Regions from separate parts of the Homo sapiens genome. Here region 2 is linked to region 1. A link is a contact called in ENCODE Hi-C or POLR2A ChIA-PET data. All regions are on one chromosome and are shown on one strand. Each heading gives the region's core, a stretch centred on a gene start or an enhancer-like site at or near the end of the contact. The rest is flanking DNA. Distances are from core to core; before and after follow the strand shown. Region 1 has its middle 19 kb from the start of SMG1. Region 2 overlaps CLEC19A (C-type lectin domain containing 19A).

Evidence for each region. A loop is a pair of places that touch in the nucleus more often than their neighbours do. ChIA-PET counts read pairs that join two places held with the same protein, here RNA polymerase II (POLR2A). Pooled maps may share reads with other maps.
Region 2: a pooled map shows a loop between it and region 1 (4-fold over the local background). The contact joins two enhancer-like sites. A Hi-C loop is called at or near these places in 1 of 50 pooled maps. POLR2A ChIA-PET finds 5 or more read pairs at or near these places in 2 of 52 experiments (A673 and activated CD4-positive, alpha-beta T cell).

Annotation. Positions count from the first base shown.
Region 1 is chr16:18,942,213-18,949,054 of GRCh38, reverse strand. No RefSeq gene overlaps it. Among named protein-coding and RNA genes, the nearest start is that of SMG1, 19 kb to the right of the region's middle. Within about 2 kb of position 2,939, at least 10 of the 41 ENCODE cell types and tissues checked have a DNase peak (open chromatin) inside an H3K27ac peak, as active enhancers do.
Region 2 is chr16:19,290,279-19,296,959 of GRCh38, reverse strand. The region is part of intron 1 of CLEC19A (C-type lectin domain containing 19A); the gene reads right to left. Among named protein-coding and RNA genes, the nearest start is that of CLEC19A, 7.9 kb to the right of the region's middle. Within about 2 kb of position 2,684, at least 3 of the 41 ENCODE cell types and tissues checked have a DNase peak (open chromatin) inside an H3K27ac peak, as active enhancers do.

The DNA of each region.
Region 1 (6,842 bases), core at 1,690-4,189:
CAGGCTGGTCGCGAACTCCCGACCTCAGGGGAGGTGATCCACCTGCCTCGGCCTCCCAAAGTGGTAGGATTACAGGCGTGAGCCACCGCGCCCAGCCACACTTTGTTAAAAATACAAATTCTTGGGTGGGTGAGACCACCCTTGCCAACAAGGTAAAATCCTGTCTCTACTAAAAAAAAAAAAAAAAAATTGGCTCATGCCTGTAATCCCAGCAGTTTGGGAGGCAGGAGGATCGCTTGAAGCCAAGAGTTGGAGACCAGCCCGGGCAACACAGCAAAACCTGGTTTCTAAAAAATAAAAATATAAAAATAAAAACTTAGCATGGTGGCATGTGCCCGTGGTCTCAGCTACTTTGGGAGGCTGAGGCAGGAGGATCACTGGAACCCAGGAGTTCAAGGCTACAGTGAGCTATAATGGCACCACTGCATTATAGCCTAAGCCAGATTCTCAAGCCCTACCCAGACCTGATGAGTCGGAAACTCAGGAGGGTGGATCCCAGCGATCTGTGTGGTTTTTTTGTTTGTTTGTTTTGCTTTGTGGGTTTTTGGGTTTTTTTGTAACAAACTCTCCAGGTAACTTTGTGTACACAAAAGTTTGAGAGTGACTGCTCTAGTCTAAGGCAGTGTATCTCAAACTTTACCTCACACTAGGATTTCTTTGGCAGCTTTGAGAAATTCTAATGCTCAGGCTTCAATCACACTTAATTAAATCAGAATCTGGTGATAGGACTCAGGCATCAGTAGTTTTTACACATCCCGCAGGTGATTCAAGTGGGCAGGAGAGTTTGAGAACCAGTGTGGTCTAGTACGCGCAGCGTCACCATCCCCTGGGTGCCCGGTAGAAATGCAGAACCTCAGGCCTGGCACAGTGGCTCACGCCTGTAATCCCAGCACTTTGGGAGGCCTATGCAGGTGGATCACTTGAGCCCAGGAGTTGGAGACTAGCCTGGGCAACATGGTGAAACCCCTGTCTCTAAATACAAAAAATTAGCTGGGAGTGGTGGTGCGCGCCTGTGGCTACAGTGAGCCGTGATCGTGTCACTGCATTCCAGACTGAACCACAGAATGAGACCTTGTCTCAAAAAACACAAAAACAGGCCAGGTGGGGGGGCTCATGCCTGTAATCCTAGCACTTTGGGAGGCCGAGGTGGGCAGATGACTTGAGGTCAGGAGTTTTAGACCAGCCTGGTAAACATGGTGAAACTCCATCTCTACTAAAAATACATTTTTTTTTCGAGACAAAGTCATCACTCTTGTCACCCAGGCTGGAGGGCGATGGTGCGATCTTGGCTCACTGCAACCTCCATCTCCCAGGTTCAAGCGATTCTCTTGCCTCAGCCTCCCAAGTAGCTGGGATTACAGGCGCCTGCCATCACGCCAGGCTAATTTTTGTATTTTTAGTAGAGACAAGGTTTCACCATGTTGGCCAGGTTGGTCTCGAACTCCTGACCTCAGGTGATCCGCTCGCCTCAGCCTCCTAAAGTGCTGAGATTACAGGCGTGAGCCACTGCGCCCAGCCAAAAATTCAAAAATTAGCCAGGCATGGTGTGAGCCAAGATCATGCCACTGCACTCCTGGCTGGGCGACAGACAGCAAGACTGTCTCCAAAAAAAAACTCTTAAAAAACAAAAAGAAATCTCAGGCCCTGCCCCAGAGCTGCTGAATCTGAGGCTGTACTTTAACAAGTTGGGGTGGCGGCGGGGGCAGAATAGCTCTCCTTTTTTTTTTTTTTTGAGACAAAGTCTTGCTCTGTCACCCAGGCTGGAGTGCAATGGCATGATCTCGGCTCACCGCAACCTCCGCCTCCTGGTTCAAGCAATTCTCTGCCTCAGCCTCCCGAGTAGCTGGGATTACAGGTGTCCACCACCATAACCAGCTAATTTTTTTGTATTTTTAGTAGAGATGGGGTTTCACCATCTTGGCCAGGCTGGTCTTGAACTCCTGACCTTGTGATCCACCCACCTCAGCCTCTCAAAGTGCTGGGATTACAGGCGTGAGCCACTGTGCCCGGCCTTATTATTATTTTTAATAGAGACAAGGTATTGATATGTTACCCAGGCTGGTCTCTAACTCCTGAGCTCAAGTGATTCTCCCGCCTCAGCCTCCTAGAGTGCTCAGATTACAGGCATGAGCCACCCTGGCTGGCCCTGTGACTCTCCTAAGCACATTAAAATGTGAGGTGCCCTGTCCTGGAATACAAAAACTCAATCTGAGATGTGTGTCTGAAACTGTCTGACTTACAGATCAATGATCCAGAGGTTGTTGCTTTATTTTCTTTTTTCTTTTTCTTTTTTTGAGATGAAGTCGTGCTCTGTCACCCAGGCTGGAGTGCAGTGGCACGATCTTGGCTCACTGCAATCTCCACCTCCTGGGTTCAGGTGATTCTCCTGCCTCCTGAATAGCTGGGATTACAGGTGCCCACCACCACACCTGGCTAATTTTTGTATTTTTTGGTAGAGACAGGGTTTCACCATGTTGGCCAAGCTAGTCTCAAACTCCTGACCTCAGGTCATCCACCCACCTTGGCCTCCCAAAGTGCTGGGATTACAGGCGTGAGCCACCGAGCCCGGCCAGCTTTTGTTTTTCTGATTCTCTGGTAACAGAGACTGTTTTCCCGCCCAACCCCCGCACCCCACCTCAGATGATCTGTCTAGGGGAGCGGAGAATGGCCTGGGAAAAGTAAATTCAATGAGCACCTCCAGGGGGCCCTAGAGAGAGTGAGTAAGGGAGGAGGAAACACTTTAATTAACATTCGGATAGATTCTGTTCCTCATATTATTAATTACTGCATTGGTTCATGGTAATCCCAGGAGGCCTCCCCTAAACCAGCTATTTCTGGCTCTCCCCGCCCCACCCTCCAATTTTTTCTTTTTACTCTTTTCTCAGCATCTTATCAGATTCCTGCTGAGCAATTTAGAAAGTGAAACCAAGCCTGAGTCAGAATTGGAATACACATTCATCTGGACTTCGTATTTCCCTGAACAGGTAGAATAAGAACCCCAGATTGCAATGGGCCTTCTGACCAAACGCAACAGAAATGTCATTTTCCTTGGGTTTTTTTTGTTTGTTTGTTGTTTGTTTGTTTGTTTTTCGTGAGACGGAGTCTCCCTCTTTTGCCCAGACTGGAGTGCAGTGGCATGATGGATTCTCCTGCCTCAGCTCCCAAGTAGCTGGGACTACAGGTGCCCACCACCACGCCCAGCTAATTTTTGTATTTTTAGTAGAGACAGGGTTTCTCCATATCGGCCAGGCTGGTCTCAAACTCCTGACCTTGTGATCCGCCCGCCTTGGCCTCCCAAAGTGCTGGGATTACAGGCGCGAACCACCGTGCCCAGCCTGTCCTGGAATTTTTTAATTGACAAGATCCTTTTGTACTAATCCCATTCATATATTTAAGTCTTTTTTCCTTAGCTTGAAAATGATTTATGGCTGGTTCATTTCTCTAGAGTCTCCAAACCCACACTCGCTTTGACATATGTGCGCATATGTGCAGTCATGACAAATCAGGAGTTTTAGGATGCTTTTGTATCCTGGGCAGTGCGGTATGGAAAGAGGTTAGGGCTGGGATACCTGGATCCCTTAGAGGAAGTCACTCTGCTATGCTGGGTCTCTGTTTTCTCACTTCCAAAATAAGGAAATTTGATGCCCGAGGGCGCAAATTCCAATGCCTACAGGAGCTAAGGAATAGCCTAAACGGGACTAAGCGTGGCCCCTACTCAGCCCCTCTTTCTTTGTTAACTTCTGGGAATGTGGGTCCAGAATTGCCAGATTTCAAGTAAAGCAAATAAATAAATAAATAAAATAAAATCTGGATTTCCATTTGCAATTTCTCAATTTATAAATGCCAGGAACTAACACAACTTTATTTTGCAGAATTTGGAAATTACACAAAATACTCCTGAGGCCATCGTTTTCCCTAGAGCCAGCGAGGTAATGACTTCTAGATTAAATGATATCCCAGGACTTTTTTAGGATCCAATTCTTCCCCTCCAATGCACTTGGGGGCTTTTGGCTTTTCTCTCTCTCTCTCTCTTTTCTCTGTCACCCAGGCTGGAGCGCAGTGGTGCAATCACAGCTCACTATAGCTTCAGTCTCTGGGGCTCAAGTGGTCCTCCCACCTCAGCCTCCTGAGTAGCTGAGACTACAGGCATACGCCACTATGCCTGGCTATTTTTACATTTTTTTGGAAGGATGGAGTCTCACTTTGTTGCCTGTTATTTTTGTGTGTGTGTGTGTGTAGTCATATCTGTGTCTCTCATTTATTCCTTCACTAAATATTTGAGTACCCATTATAAGCTGGAAACTGTTGTTGACAGAAAAAAAAATGAGAAGGGGTTTGTACCTTTGAGTTAGCAAATGAGACAGCTAAGTCACATGCCACAATAAATAATAAGGCTTAGTGAACAACTACATTTGCTGAAAAGTCTAAGATAAGGCGGGTCCAGGTCTTTAGCAATACACACAATCATTCTGAAGCTTGGCATTTTAATCTGTAAAATGGGAATAATAATACCTCCCCATCAAGCATGTGTGAAGATTAGAGCTCTGCCTGTGAAGTGCTGAGATGTATACTACCTGGCATGGGGTACATGCTTGTTTCAGTCCATGGATGCTGCTGTAAAAAAATAGTGGCCAAGTGCGGTGGCTCACACCCGTAATCCCAACACTTTGGGAGGCGGGCAGATCACCTGAGGTCAGGAGTTTGAGACCAGCCTGGCCAACATAGTGAAACCCTATCTCTACTAAAAATACAAAAATTAGCCAGGTGTGGTGGTGCACACCTGTAGTCCCAGCTACTCAGGAGGCTGAGGCAGGAGAATCTCTTGAACATGGGAGGCAAAGATTGCAGTAAGCTGAGATTGTGCCATTGTACTCCAGCCTGGGCGACAGAGTGAGACTCCATCTCAAAAAAAAAAAACAAACAAAAAAAAACGGATAAACTGGCGGCATATAACAACAGGAATTTATTTCTCATAGTTCTAGAGAATAAGTCCAAAATCAAGGCACCAGTAGATTCGGTATCTGGGGAGGGCTCACTTCCTAGTTCACAGATAACACGACACCTTCTTGTTGTGTCCTTACATAGTGGAAGGCACAAGGCAGCTTCTTGGTGCCTCTTTTATAAGGACACTAGTCTTGTTCATGAGGGCTCTGCCTTCGTGACCTAATCACCTCCTGTATTAGTCCATTTTCACACTGCTGATAAAGATATACCTTAGACTGGGTAATTTATGAAGAAAAAGAGGTTTAATGGACTCACAGTTCCACCTGGCTGGGGAGGTCTCACAACCATGGCGGAAGGCCAAAAGCTTGTCTTATATGGCGGCAGACAAGAGAGAATGAGAGCCAAGCAAAAGGGGCAACCCGTTATAAAATCGTCAAATCTCGAGACTTACTCACTATCGCAAGAGCAGTATGGGGGAAACCACCCCCATGATTCAATTATCTCCCACCAGGGGTCTCTCCTACAACACGTGGGAACTATGGGAGCTACAATTCAAGATGAGATTTGGGTGGGGACACAGCCAAACCATATCACCTCCCAAACACCTAGCTTCCTAAAACCATCATCTTGAGTGTCAGGATTTTAACACAGAAACTTGTGGGAAGCAGGGCATGGTGGCTCTTGTTTGTAATCCCAGCACTTTGGGAGGCCAAGGCGGGCAGATCACTTGAGGTCAGTAGTTCGAGACCAGCCTGGCCAACGTGGTGAAACCCCATCTCTACTAAAAATACAAAAATTAGCTGCGCATGGTGGTGTGTGCCTGTAGTCCCAGCTACTCGGGAGGCTAAGCAGGAGAATTGCTTGAACCCAGGAGGTGGAGGCTGCAGTGAGCCAAGACTGCGCCACTGCACTCCAGCCTGAGCGACAGGACAAGACTCTGTCTCAAAAAAAATAAATAAATAAAAGAAGGCCAGGTGTGGTGGCTCACGCCTGTAATCCCAACACTTTGGGAGGCCGAGGCGGGAGGATCACGAGGACGGGAGACTGAGACCATCCCGGCTAACACGGTGAAACCCCGTCTCTACTAAAAATACAAAAAAATTAGCCGGGCTTGGCAGCGGACACCTGTAGTCCCAGCTACTTGGGAGGCTGAGGCAGGAGAATGGCATGAACCTGAGAGGTGGAGCTCACAGTGAGCCGAGATCGCATCACTGCACTCCAGCCTGGGCGACAGAGCGAGCCTCTGTCTCAAAAAAAAAAAAAAAAGGAAGGAAGGAAGGAAGGAAGGAAGGGAGAAAGAAAGAAAGAGAGAGGGAGAAAGAAAGAAAGAGGGACACAGAGAGAAAGAAAGAAAGAAAGAAAGAAAGAAAGAAAGAAAGAAAGAAAGAAAGAAAGAAAGAAAGAAGAAAAAGGAAAGAGAAAGAAAGAAAGAAAGAAAGAAAGAAAGAAAGAAAGAAAGAAAGAAAGAAAGAAAGAAAGAAAGAAATCTGTGGGGAACACTTTCAGACCATAGCAATGCTCAATCGATGCTATAATATTTAGTGTTTCTGCCTTTGCTCTGTTGCCCAGGCTGGAGTGCAGTGGCACAATCACAGCTTACTGCAGCCTTGAACTCTTGGGCTCAAATGATTCTTTTGCCTCAGTCTCCCAAGTAGCTGGGACTATAGGTGAGTGCCACCATGCTCAATTAATTTATTGTTTTTATTGTTTTGCAGACATAGGGTCTCACTATGTTGCCCAGGGTGGTATTGAACTCCTGGCTTTAAGTGATCCTCTTGCTTCACCCTCCCAAAGTGTGGGGATTACAGGCATGAGCCACCACACCCAGCCCTGGTGTTACTATGTTTATTATTACATTATAAACTCCTTGGAGTTAAGGGTGGGGTCTTATTAAAACC
Region 2 (6,681 bases), core at 1,435-3,934, 350 kb before region 1:
GAGCCTGGGTCCTACCCCCAGCTCTGTATCTGACCTGCCGTGAGATGCTGGCTCATTCTTTCCCATCTTGACCTTCAAACTAGATGATCATTGGGGTCCCTTTTGTAGCCATCCACTCAGGGGTGGGTGAAGGTCACCCTTTAGTGGAATCTTTGCCTTCAAGCCACTATAGTGGTTGGCTGAACTCATGAAGTAATAAAGTAGTGAACAGCATTCATTGAGCATTTGTTATAGTTTCCCTGTATGCCAAGGAAATATAGGGAAACTGAGGCTAAGGCAGGTTGAGTAACTCGCCCAAGATCATCCTGTAGGTAAGTGGCATAGTAAGGATTTGAACCTAGGCTTCCCAACTCCCAAGTTTTTGCTCATAAAGTTGGCATGATGCTTCATGATGGGAAATTAGCGGGTCTAAGAATAGTTCACAGTCTTTATAGCACCTGCTTCATGGAGTTACTGGGTCAACTGATTGGGCCAAATAAAGTCACCAAGTACTTGGGATATATGGATTGTGTAATGTACGGCTATTAATGATTAGCTCAGGGTTTTATAACCAAAACTATGGGCTGCAGGGATCCAGTGAATTTCCCAAAATCAAATGTAAAATAAAAAGTGTGTGTGCACCTCTGTGCATTTCTCTGGGGAAAGAAAGGGACAGTTGCTTTCATCAAGATAGCTGTGCTAGGCAGGCAGTTTCCAGGCCATGCTTCTCAGGGCTGGTCAGTACCACTGGGCTTTCCCCTTTGACCAGAACAGCCTGTCCCCAACCCCAGCGGCTGTGCTGACCAGGGGTACCTCCCCATCCCTCCTGATCAATCCTGGCCAACTCTCTTTCAATGCATGCCAGTATCCAAACTGGAGCCTGTTGGTTCAGAATTGGCTTTCTTAATCCTCTTCTATATGTCAAAAGGAAGGAGCTCTGCTGGGGGAGGTAAGTGGGCACAGCACCTTGGCCTGTCCCCACCCTTTTCTGGGACTCAGGTCCCTCCTTTCTTGATGGAGAGCATTGGTCTAGGAGGACATCATCTTGATGCGTTAAAGCGTCAATGGCCAAGAGAGTTGATGGACCCTTTGTAACGCTGGGTGTTGCTGAGCTCTTTGTAGGGACTTTTGAGCACTGCCTACAACACAAAAAGGCTCTACTGAATCGCTGCTTGGGACGACTTTTTCAGCAGTTTCTCCCTTAGCATGGATGAGAAGCAGCAAATCATTTCTACCAGCAAATCATTTCTACCTTCTTTCCACTCAGTAACCAAGGACACTCATCCATGAGAACTTGGCTAAGTTTGTCCAGGAGTGACTGGGATGACTCAGTTTTTGCTGGTGATAAACCACTTTTCTCACTCCCACGTGTCCTAAAATTACTTGGCACCCTACATACTCATATTAGAGATGAAAGTAGGGTGACCAAGCCATCCCAGTGTGACCAGGACCATCCCAGTTTTAAAATCAAGAGTCCTGGCTGGGTGTGGTGGCTCACGCCTGTAATACCAACACCTTGGGAGGCTGAGGTGGGTGGACTGCTTGAGTCCAGGAGTTCAAGACTAGACTGGGCAACATGGTAAAACCCCATCTCTATAAAAAATACAAAAATTAGCCGAGAGTGGTGGAGTGTGCCTGTAGTCCTAGCTACTCTGAGGTGGGAGGATCGATTGAGTATGGAAGATCGAAATTGCAATGAGCCATGATCACGCCACTGCACTCCATCCAGCCTGGACGATAGAGCAAGACCCTGACTCAAAACAACAACAACAACAACAAAACCCTGAGAGTCCCACATCCTGGGCACTCCTACAGTTCCCAGCGAACTGAAATTGGTTGATCACTCTCAAGCAGTGAGGGGGAATTTTATCGCCGCCCCTTGCCAGGAGACATTGGACAATGTCTGGAGACATTTTTGGTTATCACCACTGGAAGTGGTGGTGCTAATGGCATCTAATGGGTAGAGGCCAGGAATGCTGCTAAACATCCTATATTGAACAACTCCCCACAACAAAGAATCATCCGACCCGAAATGTCAGTAGTGCCAGGACTGAGAAACCCTGCCCCAGATGGAAGGCAGGACTCCAAAAATGTAAAATAACCCCACAGCACAGCAACACAAAACATCACAGCAAACATTCACATTTCTTAGCCTGTTCCTATTTTCTTGAACAAAAATTAAGACACAGCCCCCGCAACTAATGAGAAGTATAGTGTGGGCTATTTCTCTAATTTTAGAGTTAAAATGTATTACTAATCCTAGCCCATGGCTTAAAAGCACTGAAGACATTGCTTTAACATTGTGTTTAAATTTAACGACATGGACCTCACTAAAGAAGTCTGCAGAAGGGAAGTCTAGCACTTTCTCCCCTGAGTTTAGAATGAGGTAAACTTCTTTGTCATCTTTCTCTGACTGTAGGAGGATGTTTTTCCCCTGGTTTCCTTTCCACTGAAGATGAAACTCTTCATGAGTTTCTGCACTAAGAAAGGGTTCAAGTTTCAATTCCCTGCTTCAGATAGCTCTGACTTCCCCTCCTACCCCACGTGGGTGTTAAAACCCCAGTCCAAGCATTACGAAGGCTGATGCCCTACTTAGGGCTCTGGAGCAATATGCTTGCTTTGCTCTCTATCTCTATCTTGGTTTCTGGCCCCTGGGCACCCCCCCTCACTTCCTTAGAAGTCCAGTCTAACTTGAGCAGGATGTTTGCAGATGTTCATGTGACCTTTCTGCACGGCGGTAGTGGGAAGAGCTTGTAGTCTCAAATTCACCATATTGTGTAATCTGGACGTCTCTGCTCTCTTTGTCTTCTACCTCTTTTTTTTTTTAAATAAACTTTTTATTTTGGAATAAATTTAGACTTACAGAAAAGTTGTCAGAGAGTACAACGATGGTTACCAGAAGCCAGGAAGGGTAGTTAGTGGGGAAGACAGGGGAAAAGTGGGGGTGGTTAATGGGTACAAAAATATGGTTAGACAGAATGAATAAGATCTAGTATTTGATACCACAACAGGGTGACTACAGTCAACAATACTTTATTGTACATTTAACAAAAACTAAAAGAATATAATTGGAGTGTTTGTAACACAAAGAAATGATAAATGCTTGAGGTGATGGACACCTCATTTACCTTGATGTGATTATTACACACTGTATGCCTGTATCAAAATATCTCATGTACCCCATAAATATATACACCTACTATAGCCCATAAAAATTAAAAATTAGGCTGGTCGCAGCGGCTCACACCTGTAATCTCAACACTTTGGGAGGCCAAGGTGGGAAAATCGCTTGAGCCCAGGAGTTTGAGATCAGCCTGGGCAACATAGTGAGACCCTGTCTCTTACCAAAAATTAGCCAGGAGTGGTGGCATGTGCTTGTAGTCCCAGCTACTTGGGAGGCTGAGGTGGGAGGATCTCTTGAAACCAAGAGGTCAAGACTTCAGTGAGCTGGGATTGCAGCACTGCACTCCAGCCTGGGTGACAGAGCAAGACCCTGTCTCAAAAACAAAAAAAAAAAATTAAAAAAATTAAAAAGTACCAAAGATAGTGTGTGGAGAGAGTTCCTGTATACCGTTCACCCAGTTTCCCCTGATGTTAACATATTAAAAAGCTAAGAAATGAACATGGCTACAACATGATTACCTAAACTCCAGACGTTACTCAGTGTTTTCCTTTTTTGTGCTCAGATCCAACTTAGGATGTCTGTTACATTGACTCTACCTGCATGTTTTATTTGACATAAACTACTCTCTCTAGTATTGGCTGGGATCAGATAAAATTGACAAGAATTGGCTGGAACTGCTCAGAATTTCTTAGCATTGTTGGATAATTTGCCAAAAATAATCTCTTTTTTCCCCTCTTTACAACCAATCAATTTTCAAGTCATGTCTATTCCATCTCCTAAACACGTCTCTAATTCAGTCTGTTCTTTCTTCCCCTTCTGCATTCTTTTTGACCTTCTCCCATGAAGACCTTCTCAACACCTTTTAGCTGTTCTTCCTGCTTTGTCTCACCTCCCAGGTCCAGAGGCATTCTTCCTCCTTGGAACAGCCTGACCTCATTTCCCTGAAACCTCACAGGTGTTCCCTTTGCCTTTGGGAACTGCTTGCCCCTAGCTTATTCTCTGTCATTCACCCCCTCCTTACTCTGTGCTCCAGGTTTGCCCACACTTTTGCCATTTCTCAAAGACATGTTCTGACCTTTGCAGATAATTCCCTTGACCTGACTTCAGCCAATTCTGTTTCTCCTTTGAGTCTCTGCTGCAGTGACTTATTCAGGGAAGATGAGGTAGGAGCCTCTGATAAATGCTTTTAGAGCCCCTTGCACCTCAACATTCACACATTCCTCCTCTATCCCCATCAGCATCTGTTGTGATCATTCCTCTTCCTCTGGTGCCTTGGCACGTAGTAGGTGCACAATGACTGGGCTTGAATGCATAAATACATGTAGGGAATCAAACACCACTTCTTGAGGGCAGCCTCTTGGGAAAATGGTGAGAAGGCTGTGTGCATAACTCATGCCTTTGAAACCAGGAGTCCTGACACTGCGATGGCATTCCTGGAGTTTTTTTAACCAAGTCCTGAAAGCAGAGGTTGCCAGATCCTGGTTTTGCATATTGTTTAGGACAACGATTGCTACGAAGGCCAACCTCAGCATCCCCTGGGACCTTCAGACTCCCAGGCCCCACCCCAGGCCTTCCAAATCGGAGTCTGCATTTTCATAAGAGCCCCAGGTGATTCTTGTGAATGTGAAAATCTGGGAAGCCCTGGTCTACAGTGTGCCAGACTGAAAGATGGAGCCTGTAGAATTACTGATTCATTCATTCATTCATTTTCTCACTGAACAGAGCCTGGCAAAGAGGAATTAATAATTAATTAAATGAAAGGGGCTGAGTGGAGTGAGAAGGGGAAAAGGGTCCTTGGTCTTAAAGACTGTGGATATTTCAAAAAGAACCCCTGCCTCCAACCCTGTCTGCTCCTCCCAGAGTGGAAAACAAGTTCCTTGAGCCATTTACACCCCACCTCCCCATTCTGGTCCTTTAGGTTTTCTCCACTGAGTAATTTGGTGGTTATGGATGCCAGGGGTGAAACACACCAGAAAATGGGGCTGTGACAGGTCACTGCTCAATTACTCCCCTTTCCAACAGGGCAGGCAAAGGCCTTTAATTGTGAGGACCTGGGAGGTGGAAAAGAGCGCTGGCTTGCACCAAAACGATCATTAACTCCAGCCTGCACGGCATTTCCCCCTCCTCCTTTACCTCTTGGGTTTAAGGAATTGGGAATAGTAGGCCTTTCATCAGCCTGACCCCAAGCCAGCCTCTGCTAATCTGTCTCTTGTGAAGGGATTTCTTTAGCTTTATAGCTTGACAGTCAGGTAACCATGGCAACACAACAATCAGCGCCAACTCTGACTCAGCATTCACTGTGTGCCAGGCATTGTGTTAAATGCTTGATACAGAAAAATACACTCAATCTTCACACATCCTACCAGGTAGGTGCCACTATCACCCCCACTTCACAGATGAAGAAACCAGAGCACAGAAAGGTTGGCCAACTTGCCCAAGATCGCACAGCTCCCAGCTGGGATTTGAAGCCAGCCTGTCTAGCTCCAAACCTAGAGAGTCCTACTGCATTTAAGCCCATTTCCTTTTGCTCCAATCTTGATGGTCTGGTCCTTCATTAATTCCTTTATCCATTCAACAAGTACTATTTGAGCACCTACTTGGTCTCAGGCAGTAGGTTACAAGCTGAAGATACTGTGTGGTATACTACACAGATGCGCCTTCTGACCTCATGAGCCTTATGGTCTATGAAGACCAAACCTAAGAAAAATAAGCACAGGCCAGGTGCAGTGGCTCATGCCTGTAATCCCAGACTTTGGGAGGCAAAGGCAGGAGGATCGTTTGAGGCCAGGAGTTTGAGACCAGCCTGGGCAGTATAGCAAGATTCCACCTTTACAAAAACACTTTTTGTAAATCAGCCATATGTGGTGGCACATGCCTGTAGTCCCAGCTACTCAAGAGACTGAAGAGGGAGCATCACTTGAGCCCAGAAGTTCCAGGCTGCAGCAAGCTATGACCATACCACTGTACTCCAGCCTGGGCAACAGAGCAAGACCTTGTCTCTAAAAAAAAGAAAGAAAGAAAAAGAAAAAGGAGCAAAAATAAAGATGTCATTAGCATGTAATTTGTGGATGTGTATCATGCCAGCAAAAACTTCAGGGAGCAGCCCCCTCGATTATTTTAGAAACTGGCTGTTTGCCCCTTTCTCTCCCTAGTTGAATTGGTGGCTGCCCTGTCCCCATCTTCAAGGATCCCATAGGTGATTATGACACGGCGTCATGAGTTCCCTTCCTGGATGGGGGAAAAGAGGGTGTTGCCACAGGAACACCTAAAAGTGGAACATAACCCAGACCTGGAGATCTGGGAGGCTTCTTAGAGGAGGTGCTGTCTCAACTGAGACCCGGAGGATGAACAAGAGTTAGAGAAAGAGTGTTCCGGGGGGAGGACACAGTGTGTGCAGAGGTCTGGAGGTGTGAGAGAGAATGGAGCTTTGGAGAATTAGAAATGGTTTAGCATGGCCGGGAACTTGAGAAGGAGAAGAGGGAAGAGATGAGACTGGTGGTGGGGGAGGGGAAGTGGAGGGAGAGAGGCAGAGGGGAGGGGATGCACAAAGGGGCTGTTGCTCTGGAAACCAGGAGGCC